2 separate regions of the Mus musculus genome follow, and region 1 is linked to region 2. A link is a loop called in an ENCODE intact Hi-C map of the cell type or tissue named here. Cell type or tissue: heart. All regions are shown on one strand. Each heading gives the region's core, and the rest is flanking DNA. Links, peaks and the distances in the headings are about the cores only.

Region 1 (14,793 bases), core at 3,803-8,802, 190 kb before region 2:
CCTTGCCAAGAGTCCCTACCAGCACCTACCTCTGCTCCTCTGCATCCATATTCACTGTCCGGTCTATGAAATGAAACAGCAGCGATCCTCTAAAAAGACACCTAAATTTGCATATCTGGCCCAACCTTTTCCTGAGCCTGACCTTGAATTTTCCTTTCTATCCAAATCTCTATTCAGTTGACTAATCATAAAAACAATAAGCAAAGCAAACTGTCTTAAATACTGCTAGTCAGGTACTATTCTAGGGCCTCTATATTAGCTCAGTGTATCGACTCAATGCCCTTTTCCTTCTTTCTTCCTCTCTCTCTCTCTCTCTCTCTCTCTCCCTCTCTCTCTCCCTCCCACCCCCTCTCTCTCTCAGTTGTTGTTTTTGAGACAGGATCTCATTATGTACTTCTCTCGGGCACCAAACTGCCTCCTTCATTCTGGAATTGAAGGCATGTGCCACCACCACGGATACACAAGACACAAATTCTATTCTCCTTGAACTAAGGATAAAGAAATGAAGCACAGAAGAACTACACAGCTAAGAGTTTAACACCACACCCAGGCAAGCATGTGGTACGATTACTAGGCAAGGTCTCAGGATTCATTTTCCAGATCTCAAGTCCTAATCCCTACCCTAAACACACAACCTTCCCCAGGCTTCCTACTCTACCAATATGGTGCTACCTCATGCTAAAAGTCAGAAGACTCAGCTCTAAGCAGCATGCTGTGGTGTATTACTTCAGTATCCTTTTTTTTTTTTTTTTTGAAAGCACAAAAGCACCACTATAATCTACACTCCAAGTCGGTCCTTTCAGTGAGTGTAAATGAACACTAAGTGGTAAGAAAGGGTTGCCCTTCTCTAATTGGCACATCTTCCTCTGTCAGGTATATTAATAAAAAAAAAAAATGGTGCACCTCACAGAGAAAGCATCTTACACAGTGATGAATCCACCTCTTCCCCTTGCTGGGGCCCCAGCCTAATGATCAGGCTTCTAACAGGGCTTCCTCCCTGGCCTCCACCGGCACTCCTGCCTGCAGTATTGGAGTGAGGGGGCTGAGTGTGGCATGCTATAGAGAGGATCTGTCTGACTGTGTGACCTTGAAAGAGCACCTCACAGTTCCCTGCTTTGACAACCCCCATCTATAACATGGGAATAACAGTAACAGACTCCAGAGATGGCTCAGCAGGTAGAGACACTGGCACTCAGGGCTGACGATCTGAGAAGCTGTCCTCTGATCTCTACATCGCCTACACTCCATATATACATAAAAATAAGATAAATTAATAAGAAAACCGAACAGTAATAACGTTTACCTTTTAGGCTGTCTACTGGTTGAACTGACAAACATACAGTCACCTGGAACAGCCTAGCACATGACAAGCTCCTGAAAACCCACAAGCCAGAATGATCCTGTTGAAAGATAAACCAGATCACATCCTTCCCTGCCCTGTTCAAAACTCTCTAGAAGGGAAAGGGGGAGGGAGAAGAGCAGGCAGGCTAGCCCTCCTAAGACCGCCCATCATTCTAGGATTAAAATTTAAATCCCTCACCACAGCTTCTACACTCCAGCAAGAAGCAGCCCTCCCCATCTCTCCAGCCTCATTTCCTGCCTCTCTCTCTCCCTCCCTGGCCACAATGGCTCCCTGATGCTAACAACACATGTCAAGGCCTTTACCCCAGAGTCTCCTCTTCCTGGAAGGCTGCATCAGGCTGTACCCCACACTCCTTGGTCAGCTATTCGGTCTGCTTCCACCTAGCCTTTCTTCCTTTGCCCTTCAGGGTGCACAGACATTAGTGTCTTGCTCACCCTGCCACTGTTCCCATACTGAGAACCTCAAGTGGGCAGAACCTCACCAGACTCACCAGGACAGAACCTGGAACACGGGCACCACTGATGAGAAAGAAAACAGCACCAGGTTTGAAAATCACTGATCTAGAGCTACTTTCATTCCCTTCCTGCTTCATCTGAACTCAACCCATCATGCCTGAAACCAAAGTCACTGGCATAGATGTTCCTAGAGCGCCACATAAGTAAAAACACTGGGAAGAACAGCAGGCGGTATTATCAAATTGTTTAAAAGCAAGCAACAACAACTTGATATTAATGATCCTAATTGCAACGGAAGGCAAGGTAAATCTCTCTGCATCTTCTTCATCCACGCTCCAAACAAAAGGCATACCTCAAGAAAGACACTCACCAAGGAATAAGGAATCTTAATCTAGTGCAAAAGTTCTTGACCTCATGAGGTCATGACCTCTTGGGGGTATACCCCCTTCATGGGGGTCAGATATTAGATAGTCTCCGTATCATACATCTACATTATGATTCATAACAGAAGCAAAATTAAAGTTATGAAGTAGCCATGGGACTAATCTTACAGGTGGAGGTCACCTCAACATGAGGAACTGTATTAAAGGGTCGCAGCATTAGGAAGGTTGAGCACCACTGATTTAGTGAATAATTTTTAAGTGAAATTATTGCTAGTTATTTGTCTTCCTTCACATACTAGGAACATATTAAATAAAAGGTTTTTAGGCATAACCATTTCCCCTACAGCAAATTATGGACTTGGAAATTCGTATGTTAGAAAGTAACACAGAAAACTGACTCTCTGAGCCTTCATCCTAACCTTGACCACTTCCCTAATGAATGCATAACTTCACTGACTATAATCTTCAGAAGTTGCCTCTAGAAAACCTCCTAGCTATTTAAACAGCATTCTCTGGTCCTTTGTATTTACATGGCTAATCACAGCACTCAAGGCACTAAAATCCAGTTCTTAAATACAACTTACTGATAAAGGAATTTTGGATTAAAACTTATGAGCAGGTCTTCCTTGTGCCCCTTGTATAAATAAGAATCCTGCTGTTACACTGTTAAGGAAAACTTCAAAGCACTATATTTTAAAAGCTGAGCCTAATGGCACGGGTCCATAATTCCAGATACTGGGGAGCCTAAGGCAGGAGGACTGAAAATTTGAGGTCTCCCTGGGCTGCATATAGATTGAGTTCAAGGCCAGCCTGGGGCAGCTTAGTGAGTTGCCTCGAATGTCCTAGGCTCTTGGTTCACTCCAAAGTACCAAGAAAAAAAAAACTATATTGAAATATACCACAACTATACACACACACACACCACCACTACTGAGACAATGTACAAGCCATACACAATAACATCTTAGATAACTGAGCAGTAGGGTACAGACCTTTTGGATGTATTATATACACATGCATTGCTTGTCTTCCTGGATGTATTATGTACACACTTACGTTTTTTAAACCTACAAGCAAAATTTTTCCACTTTGGTAAATACAATTTTATCTTTAAACGCTAACTCTTAAAGTGATTAAGAAGGCAAACTGTCAGTAGGTTCTTGTACTGTGCTGTGGAGGTCAGCGCTGTAGCTCCAGAGGGGAGGTCTAGCACGTGACCAGTTAGAGACTGTTCACTCACTGGACAAGATGGGTTTAAAGGATTTTTTTTATTCCAAAAAATTCTAAAGCAGTTTAAATGCTTTACGGCACATAAACTTACAAAGAAGTGAATTTGCCTATGAGCCAAGATGTGCTTTCAGGATGATGTTATTTCTTGGTAGCTAATCTTCCTGTCTGGGCCTACCAGCAATGACTGAATGGACACATCATGGAAGATACGCGTCATCAGTTTCTCTCTTCAACAATGTCCTTGCAGAAAGGTCTCCTTTGCTCCTTCCAACTGGAGCGTCACAGCTGACGTGGAAGTAGCTGAGTGTGCCCAGTTTCTGAAACCCCTTGACATCTAACAGGCATGGAGAACACATTCCTTTCAAAGCCTGTGGACTCCACCTCCCCACCACTGTGGGATCACAGCACCCAGCCCAGTGTGTCTCATCCACTATTTATCAAGCTCCTGTTGTGGAGGCCCATGCTGTGAATCTGCCCCTTGGAGGATCCTGTACCAAGGGACCATTAATTCTCTCATTCCAAAAGGAGCTGTCCCAACCTACCTTCTGCCTCCTTTTTTTTCTCTCTTTCCCTCCAGGGAACTGTCTCAAGGAAGAAGGGTAAAGAAGTTTCATCCATCCCCGGAGAAAGAAAAAACAAAAAACAAAAACAGCTGGCTTTTACAAACAGTTTTGTCTTGAGACAAAAACAGGTTTGGAAAAATGCAGCTTCCTTTCAAAGGAACAAAGAGGGTTAATACATTATTCCTATTCTCAGTAAAAACTAATGTTTGATCATCTTAATTACCGCACCTACCAGTAAAAAGACCAAGTTTGCTATCGGGCTTCTTTTCGTTATACTTCCAGAATGGAATACAATAAATGATTTTCAAAAAAAGAAAAAAAAAAAGGATGCCCTCATCAGAAGTAACCCAAACCTGCTAGGTGAAAACACTGACCTCCAACCAGACACTCCAGTGCGGATATCCCCCTCATAAATCCCGAACGGAACACTTTTCTGGTCCTCCAAAGGCGACTCCGGCGCCACTAGTCTAGCGTCCACAGCCCCATCTGACATTTCCCTTGCACACAGACACCACACAGTGATTTTCCTCTTGCCTATGTGTGCGCGTCAAAATTCACCTCCAACCCCTAATGTCCCAGATGGCTCCCACAAACAGCAGACGCGCTGGGTACTCGCGCTGGGTACTCGGAACTTCGTCTCCCAGGCGCTCGGCGCCCATGTGGGCTCTGAGCCCTCGGAAGGGGCATGGACCACCAAAAAAGCAGCCTGCCTCACCTAGGTTACGGTGTCCACCCCGTGGGAGCGCAGTGTCTCCTTTGCAGGACACAAGATGCTCTCACTGGGCGTAGCTTTCCCTCTGTGGGATATAGGGTTAGGGTCTCCCTCCTCGGAGTTCAGAGTATACTCTGCAGGGCACAGGGTTCCCTCCCTGTGCCCTTCCTCTGGGCGCCGTCTCGCCTCTGCGGAGCACATGGTCCCTTCTGCAGGGCACAAAGTCCCCATCCCCTGGTGCAGCTTCCTCTCCTCAGAGCACAGGGTTCCCACCCCCCAGCCTGAGCTTAGCCTCCCTTCTGCTAGGCACTGGTCCCTTCTGCAGAATACAGAGCTCAACCTTTCCTCTACCAAGCACATGGTCCCTTCTGCAGGGCACAGGGTCCCCATCCCCGGACACAGATTCAGAGTGACACAGGGTGTCTCTTCTCAGGGCGCAGCTTTCCTTTTGCAGGGCACAGGTCCCCTCTCTAGGATACAGGGTCCCCATCCCCGGACGCAGCTTTCCTTCTGCAGGGCACAAGGTCCCCCTCCCGGTGTGCAGTGTCCCCTGTGCTGGGTAAAGGTCCCTTCCCGGGGTACAGGGTCCCCTCCCCGGAGCACAGGTCCCCTCCGCCCGGTACACCATTCCCCTCCCCGGGCGCAGTCTCCTCTCTGATGGGCACAGGTCCCCTCCCTGGAGTACAGGGTCCTCTCCGCGGGCACAACCTCCTGTCCGAGAGGCGCACGGTCGGCTCGCCGCGGCGCAGCGCATCCCACGCGGACGCGGCGCCTCCAGGAGCGGACGAGCCGTCCTGGGCGCAGCCTCCTCCTGCAGCGCAGCGCATCCAAGAGGACCGCGGCCCGCCCTCCGCGCGCCGCCCGGGATGCGCCAGGGACCCCGCAGCTCGCCGCGGGCCCGGGCCCCGCACCATAGGGTCTGGGGTCGGTGGTCAGGTCCGCGGCCGCCGGCGCTGCGCGGCCTCAGCCACCTGCCCCGCGCTTACATAAACGCGGCCGCCCGCGTCCCCGCCGCCTTACCTCCGCTCACGCTGCGCCCGCGGGCTGCCGGCGTCTGGCTCTGGGCGCTGCGGCGGCCTCGGCTAGCCCCGCGGCCCCAGCTAGGAGCCCCTCGCCGCCGCCTCAGCCTCAGCCACCTCAGCCTCAGCCGCTGCCTCAGCCTCTGCCTCTAGCCTCGGCGCCGGCGGCTCCGCCCCCTCGGCTCGCCCCGCCCCAGCCGCCGCAGCCGCGCGCGCGTGCTCGCTTGCAGGGGTGGAGCCAGCGCTCCACGCTGACGTGCGCGCCTCCTGCCCGGAGCCGACGTCCGGACTCGCTCGCGGCGGCGGGAACTGCGAGGGTTAGCGGTTAGAACCAAAACAGGTCGTGCGTCGCTAGGGAGACTCGAAGCGGAAGGGAGCCTCCGACACGCACCGAGAAGATCGACGGGGGCGGGGTTCTCGAACTCGCGGGCAGGAGCCTCGGATGGGACCTAAGGGGACAGGTGGGACCAAGGATCCTAGAGATCCTGTGGGATCTGGGAATGGGGCAGGGAAAATCAGAGCGAAGCCACTGAAGTGCGACTGTGACCGCCGCTTGAAGACCTACTACACCCCGTACGTGGTACCCTGGCATCCCGCAAGAATCGTCCCTGGGCCTTCGTCCAGTTTTGAGAGCTGGCCCTGGCCACTGACACCCACCTCCGTAGACCTTGAAAATAAGTAGGGAGAGGAGCAGGGACATGATTTTGTGAAGCAGGGTGTCTACTGGTGGTCACTAGAAATGATGGCCGGTTTTTAACCTAGACCCCAGGGTCAAGTTCAGGCTCTGCCACCTCTTAGGCATACCAGATGTGTCTTGTGCTTGCATTGTCTGTTTCCACGTTTGTTTAAAAAGAAAAAGGTCTAGTAAAAGACAAGTGCAGGTAGGTAAAGTACTGTGTCGAGCATCCAAGATGTGGTCAACAACTTGTGTGGTTCCTCGCCAGATTGTCTTAACCTGGGGTGCTATGCCCAGAACGGGGCCTGGAGAGGTCCAGAATCGGAAGCATGAACTGACCACAGGAGTAGTGTTGTAGCCGGTCCACATCTGCTTCCATCACAAAAACATGTCCTTTGGACCAGCTAGCCACTCAATGAATTCTTCAGCCTGCCTAAAAGGTGGGCACCAGGCAGTGCCTACGGGTGCACTTGTTGGCAAGTAAGTAGAGATCATCACTCTTGGAACACCTACCAGGATGTCAAGCTTCACATACAAGTATGTGCACAAGGACAAATGTGTCTGTTTCTAGGTATCACACTACCCCAGAACTTAGTAACTTAAAGTCATGGTTTGTAAGTCTGATGAATAGCAGCTTTTATGCAGTGTTCAGCTGGTTTGGTTCATCTCTGCTTCATAGATGACCTCACTCCCTTATGTCATGTGTTACCTACTGTTAGTAAGCTAGCTCTCGTTGCTTCTCATAATGGCTGTGGTTTGGCCACAAGAGAGCAAGTTCCAGCCTTTTCATCCCCTGTGCACATCACCTGTGTTCCTGTGACTCATTGACTGAATTGAAGATGCTGATCTGACACAAGTACATATGAGAGACAGAGATCTGGACAAAGGAAGTATGCTCATCTGAGATGGTCGCTTTGATAGATCTTTGGTTCATTGTGGATTGTTACAGCAAAAACAGAACTCTGCGGTCTCAACCAGGATTAAGTGGAATGACCTTCTTTCTCTGCTGTGTACACTGCCAAAAAAACTAGCTTGAAGTGAAGATAACAGAGCACATAAACAGAAGCTAGAAAATGACATTTTGACAGCCTCCAGGTATCTGTCTGGTGGTGTCATATGCATGGATGGGTTAATTGGCTAGAAAGATATCTTCATCTTCATAGTCTGGAAGTAGAACAGGTCAGGATGCCAGAAAATAGCATAACTGGGAGGCAGTTCAATGTAAGGAGCAGGTATGTTGGACTTGAACTTTGCAAACCCACTATGACACATAGCTGTGAAACTGGACAGATCATTCCATCTATAGGAAAGATGTTGATCCACCTGAAATCTGGTCCATCACTGGTGACCAGAAAGACTTGATGGCGGAGTCTTAGGAATCATAACACATACAAATGTGAATTGGGATATATATATATATATATCAGTAGTTCAGGAGTCGCCACACAAACCACATGAACACCGATTCAGTCAGGTTGGTTTATTGAACACACACCTAAAGACTGATCGACCAGGGCAACAGCTCAGGCTTGAAAGCTAAAAAGCTGTGAGCTGGACATTTCTCAGGGCCAGCTTACAAAGGCTAAGCCCACAAAAACCACAATGAGCTCATACACAGGTGCTGGAAGTGCTTGCCTGGTGGTCAGCCCTGACTCAAGCCATTTTAGACATAACAGCTCATATTGAACTTTAATTTGATGGGTCCTAAGTGAAGCTTATGGCTGTGGAATTTCTTAAAATTAACAAGCCTCATAACATACAAAACATAACAGGGTATGTGGTCTGGTCAGTATGACCCTGCTCTGAGTCAAATTATTTTTTTGCATCAATGACTACCAGGGATATTACAGCAACAATATGAAATAGCTGGCAAGCATGGAGCAAAATGGCTATAGCTATGCTGGGGGCAAGTCTCAACAATATCCGTGTGTGTGTGTGTGTGTATGGCTATATAGTTTATTGAAGGAAATAGGAGGCCTGTGGTATTTGAGCGGTTCCTTTAGCATGAGTGAAGATGGTAGTGAGGGTGCCCAAGATGGAGGAAAGAGTATTTTCACCTCAGGAATTAGAACTGCTGCCAGTGTTCCTGTGGAGTTATACTGACTACCTCCCTTGACTCTTACACCCTCCCTCAAATACCAGGAGGTGAAATAAATTGGATGATTAAATCACACAGGGGATTGACAGATCTGTGGCCCGCTTTTGTGCACTTCACAACCTAAGAAATTATTCTACAGTTCGCATTGTAATGAGGGGTGAAATATGCAATGGGCTTATGTGATATACAAAGCTTAAAATATTCGCCATCTGGCCCATTATATTAAAAAAAAAATGAGCCAAGTAGGCTCTACCTTTTGGAGTTGGGAGTTAGATCAGCCCCCATCAAAGTGTGTGGGCTTCTAGGGAAGGAAAAAGTAAACAGCAGCACTAGTAGTAAAGAGCAATGGCTGATGGGTACCAGCATCAGTGCTAACCCAGGGTCCCAGATTGGATGCAGAGAGCTTAAGTCAGGTGGCACTGCAAGGAATTATTTTGGGAAATAGCTGTCAGTAAGACTAAGGAGGGATGGACTGACCGCCACAGCCTGAGGGGGGAAACCCACAAGAAGGACTGCCATCTGGTGCTGGGGAAGATGATGGTAAGGTAAGTGTTGCAGTGGGAGTGGCGGGGGAGGGGGGAGATAGAGGCCCTTTAGGCTCTGTTGAGTGTGCAAGTCTGTCAGATGCTCAAACAGTATCAGGAAGGCAGATAGCAACACAAGAGAAGAGAGTCAGAAGGAGGACATCCATGGAAGACCCAAGGAGGTAGAAGAGGTCACCAACCACCTAAAGAGAGTGGAGAGAGGAGAAAAGAGAAGCTAGGACAAAGGAGGACCCCAGAAATAAGCCAACAAAAGAAAAGATGAAAACCCACTGGGTTTGAAAACAGGAGGTTAGAGTGACCTTGAAGATTCAGCCGTGTATTGGGGATGCTATTATCTACAAAGAGAAAAACTTCAAATCCCATGCCCCATTTTCTTTTCTTAAGTTTTATTTTTGTGGTGCAGATCAAACTCTGGGACCCATGGAGCATTCTACCACTGAATCACTCTCTGACTTCAAAACTTAAGAAGAATAACAAGTATAGACTAACTTCACTAATAAAATCCAAAATTATTACAGAGCCAGAGGGAAGCACTCAGCAAACCAAACTCCAGCCACAAACAATGGCGTGTTCAAATTACATATTTTCCCAAACCATGACTTTGTGTTCACATGTTTACATGGGGCAGCATTGTATCATCTCGGGAGCTTCAGAGAAGGATTTTTGAGAAGCCAACCTTGGATCAAGCCCATAGTGCTAGCAATAAATAGGCCAAGGCAGGAGGATCAATTCAAGGCTGAGGATAGAATGGGCTACAGAATAAAACCCTATCTCAAAAGGGGGGGTGGAGATGAGAATACAAAGCTTCTAATAAAATCCAGCATTGTTTCTGTTTGGAGAAACACTCTTAGAAAAAGTAAGACCGGGCGTGGTGGCGAATGCCTTTAATCCCAGCACTTGGGAGGCAGAGGCAGGCAGATTTCTGAGTTCAAGGCCAGCCTGGTCTACAAAGTGAGTTCCAGGACAGCCAGGGCTACACAGAGAAACCCTGTCTCGAAAAACCAAAAAAAAAAAAAAAAAAAAAAAAAAAGAAGAAAAGAAAAAAAGAAAAGAAAAAGTAAGAAGAGAGCTTCCTCGGTTCCAGGAAAGTTATATTAAGACTAAGCAGTGGTTCTCAAACTGAATCAAAATCCCAAAAGAGCCTTTCACAGGGACCACCTAAGGCCATCAGAAAACACAGATATTTACATTATGATTCATAACTAGCAAAATTACAGTTAAGTGGCAGTGAAATAATTTTATAGTTGGAGGTCACCACAATATGAGGAACTATATTAAAGGGTCACAGCATTAGGAAGGCTGAGAACCACTGCTCTAAAGGAAGAAATTGATAGAATGAATGTATGTTACTGTCTGGGTTTGTTTTCTGCTGCTATGATAAAAACCATGACCAAAAGCAACATAGGAGAAGATTATACTTTCAGCTTATACTTCTGGGTTTACATTCTATCATGAAGGGAAATCGGGGCAGAAACTGAAGCAGAAACCATGGTGGAATGCTACTTACTGGCTTGCTCTGTGCTGTATAGCTTCCATTTTTATACAGCTCAGGACCCCTGCCTAGGGATGGTAGCTCTGACAGTTGGGCTGGCCGCTACTATAGAAATTAGCAATCATGGTCACAGACATGCTCACAGGTCAATGGGATTGTGACTATTCTTCCATTAAGATTCCCTCTTTCCAAGTAATTCTAGATTATGTTAAGTTGAACAGAAAAAAATTCACACCAAGACAATTACAAGAGCAATTCACTAAACTCACATACTCTATACTGGCATGTCTGATAGTGACTGGTTGCCTAGGCGGCCATCACTGGAAAGAGAGGCCCATTGGACACGCAAACTTTATATGCCCCAGTACAGGGGAATGCCAGGGCCAAAAAAGGGGAGTGGGTGGGTAGGGGAGTGGGGGTGGGTGGCTATGGGGGACTTTTGGTATAGCATTGGAAATGTAAATGAGCTAAATACCTAATAAAAAATGGAAAAAAAAAAAAAAAGAGTCAGCTCCAGAAGCCTGGAGGTGGTGGCGCAGCCTTTAATCCCAGCACTTGGGAGGCAGAGGCAGGCGGATTTCTGAGTTCGAGGCCAGCCTGATCTACAAAGTGATTTCCAGGACAGCCAGGGCTACACAGAGAAACCCTGTCTCGAAAAACCAAAAAAAAACAAAAACAAAAACAAAAACAAAAAACAAAAAAGAATCAGCTCCAGGTGAGGTCACCTCTCTACTACTGGTGAGGGGGGATTTCTTTACATGCATGTTTTCTTTTTGTAAAGTGTTTTATCTTTTATACATTTCTATTAAGCTGTCGGCTTTTATCATACTTATAATCATACTTAAAGTTTTGTGGGTTTTTTTTTTTTTTTTTAACATTTCTGCCTAAGACATACTGGTCTGCAAAATAAAAAACAGCCACTGCCAGGGACCTGTGTTGCCAAACAGTAATTCTAAGGAAACCGACCCGATAGACACTACAGCTTTTTCTCTGGAAACTGAGTACAGCAGCGGTTTAAAATAAGGAATGTCAGGTTGATGGTGATGCTGTTGTTGAATTAGATGCAACATTCAGCTTCTTACACTACATTAAAATAAAGGATCTGGACCAGACAGGATGATTTTTAGGTTTGCTTGTTTGTTGACTATTTGTCTGTCTATTCTTGAGACAGGTTCTCACTTTGTAGCCCTGGTTAGCCTGGAACTCACCATGTAGAACCAGCTGGCCTTTAACTCATGCAGATCAGCTGCCTCTGCTTCCTGGGTGCTGGGATTAAAGGTGCGCATCACCACCTTGTCCTGTTTTAGTTCTTGTAATTACCATGCTAGCAGTCTTTCTTGAGACACAGAGATAACTAGCAACTGAAGAGGGCAGCTCGCACTTATGCTTCCTCTTGCTTCTTCTATGAGCTGTTCTCAAGTTGGCCCGAGGGATACTAGACTCTCAGTTAGTGGGTAAAGCCTCTTGGGACACCCACCATTCAGTATGTGCACAGTCTCAATCAATGGTTTTAACTTAGGACTTAGGGGTTCAAACCATCTGTTCTATGCAAACCATTGGCCATTAAGGCTACAGATGGTGCTCTTGAAAGTATAGTCTGTGTGTATCTTTTGTGCATTCTCACTGGGACATAATACATAGAATAATTAGTACAAGTGTGTTGATAAATCAGCCTGAAGTGTAAACACATGTGCAAACTGCCAAAGGCAAAAAGCAGACATGACCACCATTCCCAGGAGCCAGTGTGTACCACCCAACACCCCTGAGTCTGTGTCCCCAAGATAACCTTGCCCTGATTCCAGCCCATGGGTTAGTGATGCCGTTTTTTACCCTTATATGAATAGGACCACACAATAAATGCCCTTCTGTGCCTTGCTCCTTGCACTTAAGTCTGCCTGAGAGCCAATTTCCCTAATGTAACAACTCTGGCTGGTTACCTTGTAGCCAGGTCACATTCAGCTTCTGGAAACAAGGTCTTCACCTGCCACTGATGAGACTTAGTTTGATGCCTGCTTTTACTGTTACGTCTAACACTCCTATGAATGCCTCTGGACATACATTCCCATGCTCCACCTTCGCATCACAGGAGGCAGGAACCCTCTGCTCCCATAGGCAGTGCCCTTTTCCCACGTGTTTTCTGGGGGGCGGGGTGGGGGACGGGGGATGAGGAACAGACTGCTGGCCACTTTTTGTTGCATTGTGACCTGCCCATTGTCTACTGCACTTCTCTGACAGTCACAGGGCTGAGCATGTTGATGCTCTGAGACCTTCACGGGTGCATACATTTTGTTGAAGGACAACAAGGTTGGTTTTTGTTGTTGTTGTTGTTGTTGTTGGTGGTGGTGGTGGTGGTGGTGAGTTGTTTTTTGTTTTTGTTTTCCCTTACTCCATTCTTTGTCTATCTGGGCCCAGGCTCTTGACAGTTGTGTGTGTTATAAATGCCTTCTCCCACTCTCTGGCTTGCTTCTTCATAATCTTAATGGCCTCTGATTAATAGAAGTTATTAATTTCAATGTGATCCAGTTCGTCTGTTCCTTGCGGTTATTGTCCTTTGCGTCTTGTCTAGGAACTCTTAGCTGTTTGCGTGGTTATAAAAATGTGCTGCTATTAGCTTCTGAATATGTCCTTGCCATAATCAACTTTAAGGCAATAAGCCACCTGTGACTTCCCCTCTGTATCATGGGAGGCACAAGTTTGGATTCAGCTTATTTCTATTCAGTGTCCAGCTAGCCCAGTACTTATCACACCAGTACCTTCACCATAAATCAAGTGCACTGGTGTGGTGGTTGCAGCCCCACCCTCCCCACCAAAGCTACTTTTTTGGGTGTGGTCACCTGTCTGTCCCTGCATCAATTTCTGCTTCCTTAAACACTAAAGCTTAGAGTAAGTATATTGACTACAGGGTCTTCATTCAGTTCTGTCATTTTTTTAAAACATTTTCTTGGCTGCTGTTAGTATTTTATATTTCCCAAGGACCTTGGCTGTTTTGAGATGGTGCCTAACTATGTATTCCCGGTTGGCCGGGAAGTTGCGCTAGGCTGTCCTGGCTTTGAATTTGTGCTAGTTGCCCCCGTCATCCCAGCACTGGGATCCCAGTGTCAGAATCACATTCCCAACACTGTGCCCAGTCCCATGAGTTTTTGTTTTGTTTTGTTTTGTTTTGTTTTGTTAGCGGCCTTATCAGGTTCATCAAAAGGCCTCCTAGAATTTTCCTTAGAATTACACTGACATCACCAGGCCTGATGGATAAGCCTGTACTTTCAGATGCTTAGGAGACTGAGGCAGGGGGATTGCAATCAAGGCTTGCCTGAGATAGTTTAAAGCCCACCCTAGGCAACTTAGACCTGTATCACAATTTTAAAATTAGGGACCAGAAGAGATAATTCAGCAGTTAAGAGTACTGCCTGCTCTTGCAGAGAACTCAGGTTCCATTCCCGTCACCTAAACAGAGGCTTACAACCAACTGTAACTCCATTTTCAAGGGATCAGACATCCTCTTCTTACTACACAGGCACCAGGCACATGTGGTACACAGATATACATGTGGGTAAAACATTCATACACATATATTTTTAAAAATTAAATGTTTTAAATTAAATATTAGGGTCCTGGAGTGATGGCTCAGCCTTAAGGAGCTCTGGCTGCTCTTCTAGAGGACCCAGGTTCCAGCCCCAGCAACCACATGGTGGCTCACAACCCTCTGTAAGTACAGTCCCAGTGACTCTGACATGCCTCTGTAGAACCTAGGGCATGCTTGACATCCTATGATCACCCTCTAGTGCTGTCAAAAAAAAATGCTTTTAAGTTATATGTCAATTTTTAAAGAATGAATAGCTTCACACTGTTAAAGGTTCCAATTCGTTTTATTTATTTGTTTTGTTTGTTTTTCAGAGGCAGGGTTTCTCTGTATAGCCCCAGATGTCTGTGACTTACTCTGTAGACCAGACTGGCCTTAATCTTACAAAGATCTGCCTGCCTCTGCCTACCGAGTACTAGGATTAAACATACACACCACCACCTGGCTTGCTTATTTCTACGTTTATTTAAATGTTCTTTAGTTGCGTTCATAAACTTCTACGGAGATATTTTACACATGTAAGAAATAAAAGATAATGATACATTTTCAAAAGCGCCTTGAGTCCATCTATTGATGACGTTCAAAGGTTAAGCCAGCCTTGCATGTCAGGAATAAGCCAACCTAAAACTAACTGTAAAGATAGCCCAGAATTCTAGTCAGGAACCTCTCTGCTTGGCTAT
Region 2 (14,793 bases), core at 5,971-10,970:
TTGTCTTTGTTTGGTTTGGAGTTGGTTGGTTGTTGAGACAAGGTCTCACTATGTAACTCTGGTTGGCCTAGAAATCTACTGGTAGACCAGGCTGGCCTCGAACTCACAGAGAGCCACTGGTCTGTGCCTCCAGGGTGCTAGGATTAAAGATGTGGTAGCCTAGCCTTTTGTCTTGCTTAGTTTTGTTTCAGATATTTCTTGCTCTAATTCAGGCTAGGCTCAAACTCACAGTACTCCCCCTGCCGTAGCTTCCCTGGTCCTAGGATTATGGGCATAAGCCAGAACACCCAAGGCTATACATTGCTTTTGTGAGCTTATTTCCAGTTGAGTGAGTGAATTTGTAAACCGAGTTCTTTTTTCCCTTTCTCCCTCAGGTCTGTTTAAAGAACAAAACCCGTATGAGAAGTTCTAAGGTGGCTGGCACACACTTGTGGTGGATCGTGCAGTTCCAGAGTTTCCTGGGAATGCACTCCCCAGCAGAGCCTGCAGAGACCTCACCACCATGGCCACCCTTGACCTGGGTGATCCCTCCAGCCTCTACTGGCACCAGTGTGGCCTTAAGAGGACAATCCTACTCTTGTTCCCTCTGTGTCTGTATGTAATCACCTGAGACCTTAATCTCGTTGATGTCCTTTTTGGGGGGAGGAAGTATACTTGGTCCCCACACTCTGCAAGCCGATTACGAAGCTGGCAGCCTGAGGTGCTGACTAGCTGCTGAGTGGCCTTGCTGGAAGATTCACATTGCAACAAGCAAGAGTCATGTTTACTTTGTTAAGGCAAGAACTGACCACCACCCTTGCTTCCTGAAGGCTGTGTTTTGTCTGTAGGCCCACTGCTGTGATGGGCCCTTGTTGTTGTAATTTTGGTGGCCTCTTGGAAGGCACTGTCCCTAAGTCTGGTAAGGATTGCCTTCCTAACCCAGCTCCATCCAATAGCACAAAAGCTTATAAAGTCACCTGAAGTCTTTAATAATCCCTCAGGAAGCAGTCCTACCAAAACCTGCCATGAGACGTCCAGGCCTCTTGGATGACATTTTTCATTTTCAGTCTTTACTAGACTGAGAATTTCCTGCTGTGGGAAACCTGAGCTCTGAATTTAGTTTGATCCTCTTGTGAGTGCTGAATGTCCAGCATGCTGGTGCATGGACTCCAGTGTCCTTAGAAGGGCTTTGTGGAGGGTCTTGGACATCTCCCTCCACAGATCAGGCAGCTGTTGAGTTGGTCCTGTATGTATCATGGAGGATGAACAGCATCTCCACTGGCCATCCCATTGTGGGAGCTGAGTGTGTAGGAAGATAGGAGGACCCCACACCATTCTGCCTTCCAGGAAAACTGCCTGAGCTGGCATAGACACCCACCTCACTTCCACCCTGCTTCCAGCCATGCCTCCTCACCTATCGTGCCTGACACATCCGCACGGGCCCTGGGAAGGTTGTCAGGAGACACTCGGGTCCCTGAGATTCCGTCCACGCTGTACATTTCTTTGAAATCCAGATGTGTCCTAGTAAGCAGATCACAACCCTGATGGCAGGGTAAGGAGTAAAGATATTCCCTCTGGGAAAGCAGCCACCAGCAGATGAGGTGGTCTTACTGTAGGCTCCCTCATGCCTAAGACCTCACCTAGCATCTCGGTAACCTTTTCACCTGTCAGTCTGTCCAGGGATTAATATTTTCCTCTCTTCAGATTTCCACAAAGTAAGGGAATAACCTTTACCACAATCTGGAGTCTTACCATTTTTCTGCTTTGCTAGGCATTTGATGGAACTTAAAGCCTTGTCAAACATTTCTTAAGTATTATAGCAGGCATTGAGAGTTATCTTTCTCCTGTCTATTGAAAGGGAACCCTCCTTACAGGCCCTGATGAACTTCGTATTAATATGTCGCCTGTATAAATTGTACCTGTTAGGTTGCTGAGCTGATGTTAGAGTATTTAATTCTCCAGCCTAAGGAGTGCAGCAGGTGCTCGTGGGAGTGGTCTGTGCCTACCTTTGAGCAGCATGAAGCCACAGAACCAAGCCTGACACCATCACACCCCGTGCCTTAGTTTTTAACCACTGTCCAATAAAATGGTTGAATATGACTTTGATTTCTTTGTTTTGTCCCAAGGGTGGACTGGGGCTGTGGCTTTCCAGGTAAGGTGGATTTGCCCTGTCATCTGTGTACCATGTTCCACAGGGACTGACTAGGCCAGTCCTGAAGTGGTCACCACCGTCTACCCTCCATGTAGAAAGGTTCTTATTGTCATCTGCCCTGTCCAATCCCACCCCACCAAGCTCAGCATTCCATTTTTATACTGGTACAAAGGTGGCCGGGCCGAGGAAGTGGCTCTGCATGGCTGTCAGCTGACACTGGCCCCTGGGTGCCCACCATCGGCATGGTAGGTGTAGCATAGATAAAAGTGTAGGTGTTGCCGAGTCTGCCTGTGACCTGCTGTTGGCTGTTGACTCCCAGGGTCCTTTGTCTTAGCTCAGCCTGGCTGCTTGAACCTGTTGACTGTTGTAGTAGAGACAGACATAGGGGACTGGGCATGGAAACTGACTCTGCTGCGTTCAGGTTAACACTAAAATAAAGAGACTGGCTTACAAGCCCAGGAACTAGAACATAATTCTGAAATATGCAGGGGAGGGGGCAGGGAGGGATGTCAACAGCCTTCTGATATAAAAGTCTGCCCTCCTGAGGCATGTCCCTGGACAGACGTGTTTATAGGAAACACAAGCCCTGGGACAGGCCATCCAAACTGTCAGACCTGCCAACAGACCACAAAAGGTGAGGACAGGTCCCAGAGCAGGTGGGAGCCCACTCTCCCAGCCTTGTCTTGGGACCACAGCCCTTTGCAGGTTACCCTGGGCAAATGATGTTAGCAGTTGTCACCCTAGATGATAACAGAGAAAATCTGGATGGGTGTGGGAAGGCCAAGAGAAGTTCTGGGGATCCAGTTGGCCAGATGTTAGATGTGTTGAATCTTTAATGTTCCAGGGGAGCTACCTAGGAACTGCTCTAAATCCAAGAGTATCCTCAGCTTGAACTCTCATTCACTCATGCAGGAAGATAGCACAGTGTAGTTGGGTTGAGGAGGGGCTCACTCAGCCATTTCCTGTGTCTGCAGACAGAGGGGGTGGTGCTGGGGTGGGGGTGGGGGTTACATCAACCCTTCCTTCCCAACACTTGGTTTTAAGAATGAGATGTCATGCCTTACCAAAAGCAGCCATGGGTGCTGTTAGCTGGCTGGGTGTTGGGACCTCACCTGTCACCACCCCTCAATCCCATAAGTGGTACTCACAGGGCAAGCAGTCTCCCACTTTGTAGGGGTCAGCCTCAGCTTTGAGTTCTGGTCCTGCCTTTGGAGCTCAAGCAGAGGGGAGTGGGGGGGGGGCTCACAGTTGGGGGTCAGACCAGTTTAACCCAGGGCTGCCACTGTCTCCTGCTCTACCTCAGTGTTCTGGGAAAGGTGTCCCACGGGCACCAGTGCCATCCACACCCAGAGGGAATGTGATAAAAGAGGAAGATAGGGGGGGGCCATGCAACCAGAGGGGAGAGAGAATCAGCACTGGGCTGGCTGCTTGGCATTGGTCAGTAATGCACCCTGGGTAGGATCCGCAGCCACAATGACCAGCCATGCCAATATGACCTGCCTAGCACTCTGTCCTGGCTTCCTTAGGAGAAACCGTTGGTACCCCAAGCTTGCTGGCTTCCCAAGCTTGCTAACTCTGGCTCTTAGCCTTTCCTGACTTTTCTTCCTGCTCTGCCTCCCTTACCCTCGCCACACACTGCCGCCTTGAGAGATCCTCCGTCCCAGAGACTACCTCTGAAGCCTTGTTCCACTGTCTGATTCCTTTGAACTCTATCAAAAAGTTGTCACCTGACCCAGGGAATGTGTCTTAGGCATACTGCAGTGAATTGGGGCTTCTCACAGTTAGTTTTTATGTGGCATCTTGGCTGGGTGGCCCTGCATCTGTCTGCCAGTGCAGAACAGTGCTCGATCCAAGGTGTTGATGTAATTTTTTTGTAAAAGATTTAATTATAATTTTATCTAAGTACACTGTCACTGTCTTCAGACACACCAGAAGAGGGCATCAGATCCCATTACAGATGGTTGTGAGCCACGGCGTGGTTGCTGGGATTTGAACTCAGGACCTTCAGAAGAGCAGTCAGTGCTCTTAACCACTGAGCCATCTCTCTAGCCGCTGTTGATGTAATTTTTAAGCTGTTTTATTATATTCTATTACTTTTACCTCCCTTCTAATTCTTATCCCACCCTGATCCCTTCCAAGCCCCAACACAACACAGATTAAAACCATAGGGGATTCTCTCTCCCCTCTGGTTGCATGGGCCCCCATATCTTCCTCTTTCATCACATTCCCTCTGGGTGTGGATGGCACTGGTGCCCGTGGGACACCTTTCCCCAGAACACTGAGGTAGAGCAGGAGACAGTGGCAGCCCTGGGTTAAGCTGGTCTGACCCCCAACTGTGAGCCCTCTCCCCCCCACTCCCCTCTGCTTGAGCTCCAAAGGCAGGACCAGAACTCAAAGCTGAGGCTGACCCCTACAAAGTGAGAGACTGCTTGCCCTGTGAGTACCACTTATGGGATTGAGGGGTGGTGACAGGTGACAGGTGAGGTCCCAACACCCAGCCAGCTAACAGCACCCATGGCTGCTTTTGGTAGGAGGGAAGAGATTAGAGGGGGAAAGGAACATAGGCTTCTCTCAGCCAACTGTTTCCTACTCATGAGGGGCATGGGGTTTCTTGGGCCAAGTCCAATCATCTTCAGACTATCCAGCAAACAAGCCATAGCCAATGCAGCAGCAGCGGCAGCAGCCACAGGCCCTCTGGGGTCTCGAGGTAAGACCTCTCCAGAGTTTCTAGAATTAAACTATCTGCTGCTGGCAAAAATCACGTCCCTCTAAAGCACGAGACAGTCATAGTCAACAGCTGTGGATAGAGTGAAGCGGCCCCTATCCCACACCTGGGATTAAAACAAAAACATATTCACGTAACATAACTAGGTTTTTGGTTTTCCCATTTATACCATCTCCAGAGATCGCCCCTAGTTAAACTACCTGCAGCTGGCAAAAAGACAGACCCTGACAAATGCACGAGGCAAATCATAATCACCTGCTGTGATTGTGCTGGACTGTTGGAGTTTAATTTTTGCTTTTGATTGTGACTGTATATATATATCAGGATATTTTTCCCTCTCGAAGGAAGAAAATATTTTAATGGATCTCACAGTTAAGAGTCTTTTTATTGTAAAAAGAGTTTGGATTTTAAAAGATAAGCAGCCTCTTATCCCACAGCTGGAATTAAAAAAAAATCTTTACATGATTTTTTTTTCAATTATTTATTCACTTTATATTCTGCGTGCAGCTCGCCCTCCCAGTCCCACCCTAACAAATCTCTCCCTGCATTACCCCTCCCCTTTTCCTCAGAGAAGAGGAAGCCCTCCTTTGGTACCACCCCGCTCTGGTAGATATTTAGTCCCAGCAGGACTAAGTACATCCTCTTCCACTGAGGCCCAACCAGGTAGTCCAGGTAGTGGAAAAGGATCCAAAGGCAGGTAACAGAGTCAGAGAGCCCCACTCCACTTGTTAGGGAATCCATATGAAGACCAGGCTGCACATCTACAAGTGTGTTGGGGGTCTAGGTTCAGCACCTGCATGCTCTTTGTTTGGTGGGCCCATAACTGGGTTTTTAAAAGAAACCAAAATTCTCGCTACACCTGTGTGTATGGGCCCACGTCACAGGCCTCTCACTGTATGCTCCATGGTCTTCCTGCCTGTCTGAAGATTTCCTTCTGCCCTATCTTCCAGTTCACTAATCTTCTCTTCCACTGGATCTTATCTGCTTTTATGGTCATCCAGTGGATTCAGATCTCATTTGCTTTTGTTTTGGAGAGTTTCAGTTGGATTCTGAAATATGTTCTACTTCTCTGTGCAAAGTTTCTGTCTTTGAATCCATTTCCTGGACGTATTAATCACAGCTACTTCCCAGTCTATCTGGTTAAGTCCATACCCTCTCCTGTGGGCTTCTTTCTCCTGGATAAGCTTCCTGGACTGGGTCATGCGGTTTTCTTTGTAAACATTCGTTCTGGACTCTGAGAAAAAGAACACATCAGCTAAGTGGAGTCCTTGCGCAGTATCTTCACATGGACTCTTTGCCTCAATCTTTCTGCTTCAGGTTGCTGGTGGGAAGAAGACGGATAAGCTTTGCCCAGATTGTAACTGGACAGGATGGTCTTGGGGCTGCAAGGGCTGAACATACAGCTACCCAGCTGTAGTTGCAGGCTGCCCTTGGCCTACAAGAACTGGGTACTCCTGGAAGGCAGGCTGGGGCTGAAAGAAAGACTAGACAGCGAGAGAAATAATGAGGCCAAGACAAATTTTCTCTGATTAAGGCCCCAAAGTTTACTAAGAGTCTGTGCTTATAAAGGGGGGAGTCTCCCCTCCCCCCAATTCATTCTTGGTGCCTGGAGACAGCCTGTAGGCGAAGTGCAGGATAGGACGTTTCAAGGGTCTCTCAGCAGGTAGCAGAGTCTCGGAGAAGAGCAGAGGTAGTTGACATAACAATATAGCCATCTAAGTAGGAAGACTACCCTGCAGGTGGCCCCACCTCAGTGGCTGACAAGGTCCTTGTCAGCTCGCTTCAGGTTGGGGGAGGCTACACCCAGCCTCTTTCCTAGTTTCATGCTTTGGTGGCAAAATACACCAATGAAACCAGTTTAGGGAAGGAACAGGTTTGGGTCTCAGTTCCAGGTCCATCCTTGTGGGGAGGCCAAGCACCCTTCCTTTCTTGACTTTCCTTTCCTCAGAGAAAGTCTCCTTGTTGCTAGCTACCTGGAATCTTTATGAAAAAAATTTAAAATAGCTAGCTTGAGATAAGGAGTCTCCTCCAAACTCGCGATCTTCCAGCCTCTGCCTCTCTGGTGTCCGTGCAGCTATGGGAGGCAACAGGACCAGGACATCCTTCACTGCAAGGAACCTTTAGAATCCATCCTTACAGGGAGTTCCTCTGAGCCAACCTTCTCTGGCTTTTTGGTACTTGAAAGCATGCTCCATTTGTAGAGCCATTTATTTAAGTCTGTAAGAAACATGAACATATTTGCTTAGTCTCGGGAAATGTCTTAGGTTGTGTCTCTTTGTTCCATTTTCTTTCCTTGAGATTCTGATACATACTTGCACTGATCCGGGATTCTGGTCAGGTGGATACACACTTGTACTGATTCAGCAGGGCCTCTGCTTCTTCCCGTCCCTCTCTTTCCCTGAGACCCCAGAGTCCCTTGATTTCCCTTGGGAAGTTCCTCAGCCAGGGCCCTCTCTTCATCTTCTCTGGATGCTGTTCTTGATCCTCAGCTGTCTCCTTGGAAGAGTGTGTGACTAGGTGTGTGTGGAACCTCAGCTTATTATGGGGTGTCTGGGTCTGCTGTATGAAGGCAGGCTGGGATGCCCCATGCAAGGCAAGCCACTCTTCTCAGGTAACCAAAGTCATGCTAAGGTCTCATCCATGCCCAAGGGGCCTCCTTACAACATTAAAAAAAAAAAGGTGTGTGTATGTGTTCTGTGTATGGGTAGGTGTGTGTGAGTGCAGTACCTATAGAGGCCAGAAGAGGGTGCCAGACGTCCTGGAGAAGGGGCGCTGAGATCCAAACTCAGGTCCTTTGGGAAAACGGAGTGTTCTGTTTACATATACACATAGACATAGACATAGACATACACATATCTTAAGAACAGGCTTTGAAATACACACGAGTGAGCATCTTCCTGTTACCGGTTGTTCACTTTGCATAATGGTAGGCTTTCAGTGTGTGAATGGGTCATCATATGGTGTGAATGGATCGCAGTGTGGCTGTTTCTTGCTGCAGCTCACGTAGGTGCCGAGTTCATCCATCCTGTGCTGCACGTGTTGTTCTCCGATCACTTGGTAACAGATGCCCTCAGCCACAGACCCTCAGGTTTGATTCTTGTATCCTATAAACTGTTAATACAACACTTTATAATGCTTGGCATCTTAGAGCTGGTGGTACACTGTGGTCTGAACACTGCCTGCCCCGAGTCACTCACAGCTAATAGTGGAGGGAAGGTGTGCTCTGATCTCCAACAACTGCTTCAGTCAGCCTGGTTTCTGGAGTCCTGTCTCCCAGTTACACAGTCTGAGCTGGACATTCCAGAGATATGTTCAGCTAAGGATGACCATGATCTGTATTTGAGGAAAATCCATACCTTGGTCTGGTCTGGGTGTGGGATGAGTTCCAAATGCGTCCTTGTGGAAGACCTTGACAAACTTCTCGAAGAAAGGTCATGTGTACAGGGGAAAGGCTAAAAAAGGTTGGCTTCACAGACACTTGGCTTAGTAGCTTTGCAGTATTACCAGGAAGTGGGGATACTTGTCTGCTGGCCCTTCCTTGGAACAGAAACATACTTCTGTCAAACAGAGCGCCACTTCTCTGGAGGCTGCTGTGTGGTCCTGGAACACGGCCAATCAACACCTTCCTGAGACGACTGTGGGTGACTGTGTCAGCCCTGACTGGCCTGATTTGCAGGTGTTAGCAGACAGACACAGAGGGCCTGTGGGCTGCATTCTAAAAACTCACGCCAAGATACAAGGAAAGGACACTCTTGACCCCTTAGCCAGGGCTCCCGATGGATCTTCCAGCTCAAGCTTCCCTTGTTTTGCTTATCTAGTTGACTCCTTGGGCATGTTATTAAACTTCTAGGCATCTTGGTGTGCTGTGTAAAATGGGTTATTAGTGTCCACAATAGCATTCCAGAAACAGCAAATGGTAGGTCAGAAGGGAAGCTTTCTGTGCCTGTCACTCTCACCCACCCAAGCCACCTAGTGGTTACTTTGGGACTACGTAAGGAGGGAGAAAGGCAGCTAGATAGTGAGAATGAAGGGGAAGAGCTTGTCCTTCTGGAGAGCCATCTTGGGAATGGCCCTTGTGGAGGCTGGTCCACCCCATCCAGGAAATCAAATGAAAAAAGATGAAATGGGAGCATGTGCTGGCTTTCTGGGCCAACAGAAGCCATCCTCTGTGTCCTCAAAGGATGCCTTTTCTAGACATGAGCCCTCCTGTGACATTCAAATTAAAGGCCAGAGGCCTGTTCCAGGAGTGTGTGGTCCATAAACCATGCCTGGTAACCTCCTTATTCGTCTTCCGGACCACCTGAAAGGGTTAGCCTGAGTTTCTTTGCCCTCTCTTACCCAAATGCAGCCTGCATATAAGAAAAAGTCCCCAAATGTGGGTGGTGAAGAGGCTACTGGTTGGGCCAAAACGTTCCTCTGGGTCCTGACCTAGCACACAGCGCCCCCACTCCTCCCGTGCCTCCCTGCGTGGACGCGCAGTCTTGCACCCACATCCGGGGTCTCTGGGCCTAGGACCTTGAGTCGCGCGTCCCCGGGGCTCTGCGCGCACCCGGGCGCCTGACCCGCCCCGTGACGCATTCGCAACCGTCCTGAATCGCGGCTGGCCAGCGCGCACCCGCGGCGCGGGGCGCGCGCCTCGTGCACGCGCCCGACCACGTGACTCCGCGCGACCAACCAGCGCGCCGGGATTTAGGGATAAAGCGCGGCCCCGCGACAGTTGCGGCGGGAGAGCGGCGGGGCAGAGAGCGTGACTCGCCCGCTCCAGTGCCACCGGTTCCCGCTGCGCTTGCCGCCGCCGTCGCTGCGCAACCATGTCGGAAGAGAAGCCCAAGGTAAGCCCGGTACGCAAGCCGCAGCAGATTCCGCGGAACGCAGGCCGGGCCGCGCGCAAAAAGGGCCCGCGGGGCCGCGCCCGAGCCTCAGCGCCCCTCCCCCACCGACCCGCGCCCCTCCCCCACCAGCATTGCACTCCGCCCCGGGCAGCGCGCTAGCCCCACCCCCGGCTGTGCCTCCCGCCACACCAAGGCTCCGCCTCCGGGGTAGCCCCGCCCCGGGTGTAGCCCCGCCCACGGCTCGAGAACCCGGAACTTGGGTGCTGGTTCTTGGTTCGCAAGGGCCTCACTCCCTGACGCGGCCATCCTTTCGCGTGCCGTGCGCACAGTTGCACGCGTGGTGCTGCGCGTGAGGCTCAGCGGGCGCTCGTGAGAGCTGCACCGGAGTAAGAGCAAGGCTGGCCGCTCCGGGCTTCCAATGTTCGCCCGGCCGCATGCCCTTCCACTCCATCGCCGTGGTCTCGGCAGTTGGTGCGTGGGAAGGCCAGGGTTGCCCATTTCAAATTGAACAGTTTTCCCACACTCACCTGCCCTGCTGGGGGCAGTTTTATCCAACGGGAGATAAACGTTGGAGCCTGGCATTCTGTGCTCTTGACTGGCCTGGAGATGACCACTGTGTTGGCTCAGGTGAGAGACCCCAGGAGCAGGGCAAGCATCTGGACTAATGCCATGGTACCATGCTCAGCAGCCGAGCCCAGAAATATCTTGCCTGCGAGGTCCTTACCTTTAATTTCAGCTCAGCCTTGGGTCCTGCCTGCACCATCCCGGATATTGAATGAGCACCTGTTCGCCCTGTGCCAAGAGTAGACAACTTACTTTATTATATTTTGTAGCTGGTAACTACAACAAGAGTTGTAACCTTTTGGTGCGGTTAGGCAGGAAGTGAATGCCTGGTGTGTACTGGAGTGGCCATGCCTTCTGCCTCGGGTTAGTGGAGACAGAGGGTTATATGTTATATTTTGGTGACGCAGCCCAGGGGCTGTTGTCCACTAGGCAGATGCTCTACCAGTGAGTTACTTACTCTCTCCACACCCCCACAGCGGCCCCCCCCCCTTTTTTTTTAGACAAGGTTCCTTTGTGGTCCAAGCTGTCCTGGAGTTTAAGACCAGGCTGACTTCAAACTCAAAAGAGATCTTCCTGTTTCTGTCTCCTGAATGTTTCCCTGTGTAGCTCATGCTGGCCTCCACCTATACCCAGGAGCTCCCGGGTGTCAGGTGTTGGCAGTCAGTGTGCTGAGTAAGCCCTCCTTCTTCTGTATTTACTTGCTAATTAGAGAACTCCAGGCCAGAGCCCAGCCAGGCATCCTTCCGTTGGAGGGAAGCAAGCCTGAGGCCTTTCACCTCTGTCTCTGTTTTTGAACACACACATCCTTTCGGGAACCGGGTTAGAAGTCAGCATCTTGGGACCTGGAGTGATTCATGCTTCTCACTAGCGGACTTTACTTTTTCTCATATTGGATGCCACCCTTTGGAGAAGGGGGCAAGCTCTGTGGACAGTGCTGCTGTGTCACTGGTGTCCTGGGAGTGAGTGGGCAGGGGAAGGGGAAGGGATGATGCCTCAAGGTGTGCCTTCAGGTTCTTGATGGAGCCTCTCTCCTGCCGAACCATTTCTCAGACTAGAAGGAGCCATGCTCCTACCTAAAGCTGTTAGGACCCAGTGCAGGGCAGGTTGCTTTCTGCACCCTGCACCCGAGCTTCCTGACACTAGTCTACCTCTCTCTCCGGGAATAAAAATGTTGCTGAGGACACCCCTGGGAAGCAGGGTGCTTCCATGGAGCATGCTCTGTGGAACCGTGGGGGAAAAGAAGGCTGGCGTGAGGACAGGGAAAAAGCTTGATCTGCAAGTAGAGCAAGGGATCTGTTTCCTAGAAATAAATGGTTCTCGAGAGCTGGAGAGACAGCTTAGCGGTTAAGAGCACTGGCTGCTCTCCAGAGGACCAGGGTTCAATTCCCAGCACCCACATGGCAGCTCACAACTGTCTGTAACCCCAAGATCTGACACCCTCACATTGACATACATGCGGGCAAAACACCAGTACATATAAGATATTAATTAGCTAATTAATTAATGATTCCCAAGGCTGGAAAGACAGCAGTTAGGATCATGGGCCATTCTTTAAGAGGACCTGGTTCAAGTCCCAGCACCCATGTTACTGCTGACAAACATCTGTAACTCCACTCCTAGAGGCTCTGGCACCTTCTCTGGCCTCCTTGGGCACTGCCTACATGTGATTCACAGACATACATGCAGGCAAAATACTGATACACATTAAAATAATAATAATGAAGGTTAAGAAGTTGCCATGAATTCTTTCATCCACTGTGGCTAAAATAAGCATCCCACGGGCCGAACAACAAGAGGAGTTCCTTTTCGAACTGAACAATCCAAATTGGCCCAGAACAAACTTTTTGTTCAAAATGTGTTTCCAGGCAACAAGAAGCGCTGACTGTGCCTTTGCCCAGCAGCTTGCGTGTATCATGATTATATAAAAACTGCCACTGCGTAATAGGATTTGTCCTCCAGTATGGCGGATAGGACCCAGGGCCTTGAACACACACAGTGTTCTTTAGAGCTATACAGTGCTCCGGAAGAAAGCATAGTCTGAGATCAGAGGGCCTGGGGGGACCACAGCCTTTACCTTGCTGACTCCAGACAGTCCAGGGGACCACAGCCCTTACCCTCCTGACTCCAGACAGTCCAGGGGACCACAGCCCTTACTCTCCTGACTCCAGACAGTCCAGGGACAACAGCCCTTACCCTCCTGACTCCAGACAGTCCAGGGGACCACAGCCCTTACCCTCCTGACTCCAGACAGTCCAGGGACAACAGCCCTTACCCTCCTGACTCCAGACAGTCCAGGGACAACAGCCCTTACCCTCCTGACTCCAGACAGTCCAGGGACAACAGCCCTTACCCTCCTGACTCCAGACAGTCCAGGGACAACAGCCCTTACCCTCCTGACTCCAGACAGTCCAGGGGACCACAGCCCTTACCCTCCTGACTCCAGACAGTCCAGGGACAACAGCCTTTACTGACTCCACTGGATTCCCTCAGGGTCCTCCAGTGGCCTCTGGTCCTCCACTCTTGGCTTTATGTTGGCTTTTCTTACCAGTCATAGAGAGCCAAGTGTAGTCTCAAATGTGTGTTTTTACTAGCCTCATAACTAATTTTAAAACAAAGATGGATTTTCTTTGGCTCTCTAGATTTAATGAGCAGATTTTTGTCTTTGAATTGGTAGTCTGTAAGGACTGGCTTTGCACTGTGGTTTCTATCACTGTGCCTAACAAATGTAGGTTAAAAATACATTCTGTGTAAAAATAAGACAGTCACACGAGCAACTCTGAGCTGCTGGGAGAATTTTGAGAATTAGGTTGGTTTTAATGACTCAAAACAACCTTACCCAAAGACTTGCACTTTAAACCCTGGTGATTCTGAGCTGGCTTTTGAGACCCATTTTCTGTGTCTTGCAGGAGGGTGTGAAGACAGAGAATGACCACATCAACCTGAAAGTGGCGGGGCAGGATGGCTCGGTGGTACAGTTCAAGATCAAGAGGCACACCCCACTGAGCAAGCTGATGAAGGCCTACTGTGAGAGGCAGGTGTGTGCTGGCCAGAGAAGGAGCTCTTCCAGGGCGGGATGTGGGGTGGGGAGCTGGGGGGCGGTTGGGGGTGCTGCTTGTGTTGCAGGCTTGCCCTTGTTGCCCTGGGTCTTGGTATCTGCATGTCCTTCTAGTTGTCTCTCCCTGGGCTCCTCTACATGCTGGGTGGAACTTGGGCTTGAGCGGTCTCTGGTGGGATTTGTTCCTGATAGACCATCATAACGGTGCACACTCCTGTAGGGCCAGCACATGGCTCTGGTGAGGCCCTGTGGTGTGCTCAGATGTGGGATCAGTGCTGGTTCGAATTCCTCTTCCTCTTTCTGTCTCCATCCAATTGTGTTTGTGTGTACTGTTCTCACTGGCGATTTCAAATTTTTTTATGTTATTTAGGAAAGTGAGGAGACACGTGACCCTGTCCCTTCATTACCGTTTCAAAATAGCAAGCTGACTGACCTTGTCCCCAACAGTGACCAGCTGGGTTATCAGTGTCACTGTGTACTCATGGCTCTTGTACACACTATGCTTGGGTCTGTCCATCATCTATTCGTTCTTAGTAAGGACCTTTTGGCAGGTGGGTATGCTCTAGCCTGCCTGGAAGTCCTTAGTCTCACTTGCTCCTCTGTTGTCTGCCTCAGTGGCTGCCTGGCTTGCTGCCCATATTCCTAGGTGCCAGTTCCTGTCTGGGCCCTGCCATCTGGTGTGAGGATAGTGGCATCTCTCATTACAGTGGTCCAGGGTTGCCCTGAGCACTTGTGCACACAGCTGTGTGCTGTCCTTTGTTTTGTTGTAAGTACTCTGAAAGGTAGTGCCTGTGATGCTTCTCCTTGTCCTCCTCCCCACTCCACCCCCCTGCCTGAGGCCTGCAGATGGTGCCCTTGGCCTCTCTCCTGGGTTTTGACCTCAGGCACTTCTCACCTGTGAAAGGTGAATTGGATCTTTCCTATGATGCCATGTCCCCTTATGCCCCCCCAGCTGAGTCAGCTGCCGGTGCTATATGCCACCATCGGATGGCACGTGTGTAGGTGCGTTCCATGCCGGTGCTGTAATCAGTCTGCTTGTGTTTGCGTGGGCTTCTGGTGCTCCCACACCTGCTGAGATGCTCGTTCTGTTGGAGGGCACATACTAGGTCAGCTCCTTCAGCGTTCTTGGGCATCCTGCTGGCCCCACCCGACCCATTGTTTGGAGGTGAGGTTGTCTGCACAGCTGACTTCACACAGTCTTGGGAGAGTCATTGTGGGGGCTTCTTTTGTCTTCTCTTGCGTCTTTTTCTGTGTTAATTCCCTGTTTTTGCCTTGGAGCATCATCTCCCATATCTGACAGGGTCTTGCACAGCTGGCTGTGTGGAATAGTCTAGGCTGAGGTGCACTACTCGGGAAGTTGCCGTAATTCTCTGTGAGCATCCTGTATTTTGGAACATGAGTGACATTCTGATTCTCTGATGTGGGGTCTCAGCAGGGGCTCAGGAAGATTCTTCTCACTCTGGCAGGGTGCTCTCTGGGCCCTCCC

The links. A loop is a pair of places that touch in the nucleus more often than their neighbours do. Peaks named below come from ENCODE experiments on the same cell type or tissue, not always from the same donor. Only the 100,000 strongest peaks of a DNase experiment are listed, where the experiment ranks them.
Region 1: a loop joins it to region 2, with 1.9 times the contacts of the local background. A loop is called at or near these places in 2 of 42 quality-filtered maps.

Annotation. Positions count from the first base shown.
Region 1 is chr10:77,412,369-77,427,161 of GRCm38, forward strand. It overlaps Adarb1 (adenosine deaminase, RNA-specific, B1), which reads right to left and starts at 5,905. Exons shown (of 11, transcript NM_001024837.2): 1 at 5,727-5,905. It overlaps Gm17769 (predicted gene, 17769), which reads left to right and starts at 6,008. Exons shown (of 1, transcript NR_027377.1): 1 at 6,008-8,571. In heart, for the core only: no CTCF peak of the experiment used is centred there; DNase peaks (open chromatin) are centred at 4,883, 5,143 and 5,933; H3K4me3 peaks cover 2,682 bases; H3K27ac peaks cover 1,977 bases.
Region 2 is chr10:77,596,654-77,611,446 of GRCm38, forward strand. It overlaps Sumo3 (small ubiquitin-like modifier 3), which reads left to right and starts at 9,444. Exons shown (of 4, transcript NM_019929.4): 1 at 9,444-9,688; 2 at 13,159-13,287. The coding sequence starts at 9,668. It overlaps Pttg1ip (pituitary tumor-transforming 1 interacting protein), which reads left to right. Exons shown (of 6, transcript NM_145925.3): 6 at 375-2,079. The coding sequence ends at 412. In heart, for the core only: CTCF peaks have their summits at 7,594 (motif pointing right), 8,822 and 9,024; DNase peaks (open chromatin) are centred at 9,548, 9,908, 10,278 and 10,952; H3K4me3 peaks cover 2,062 bases; H3K27ac peaks cover 2,407 bases.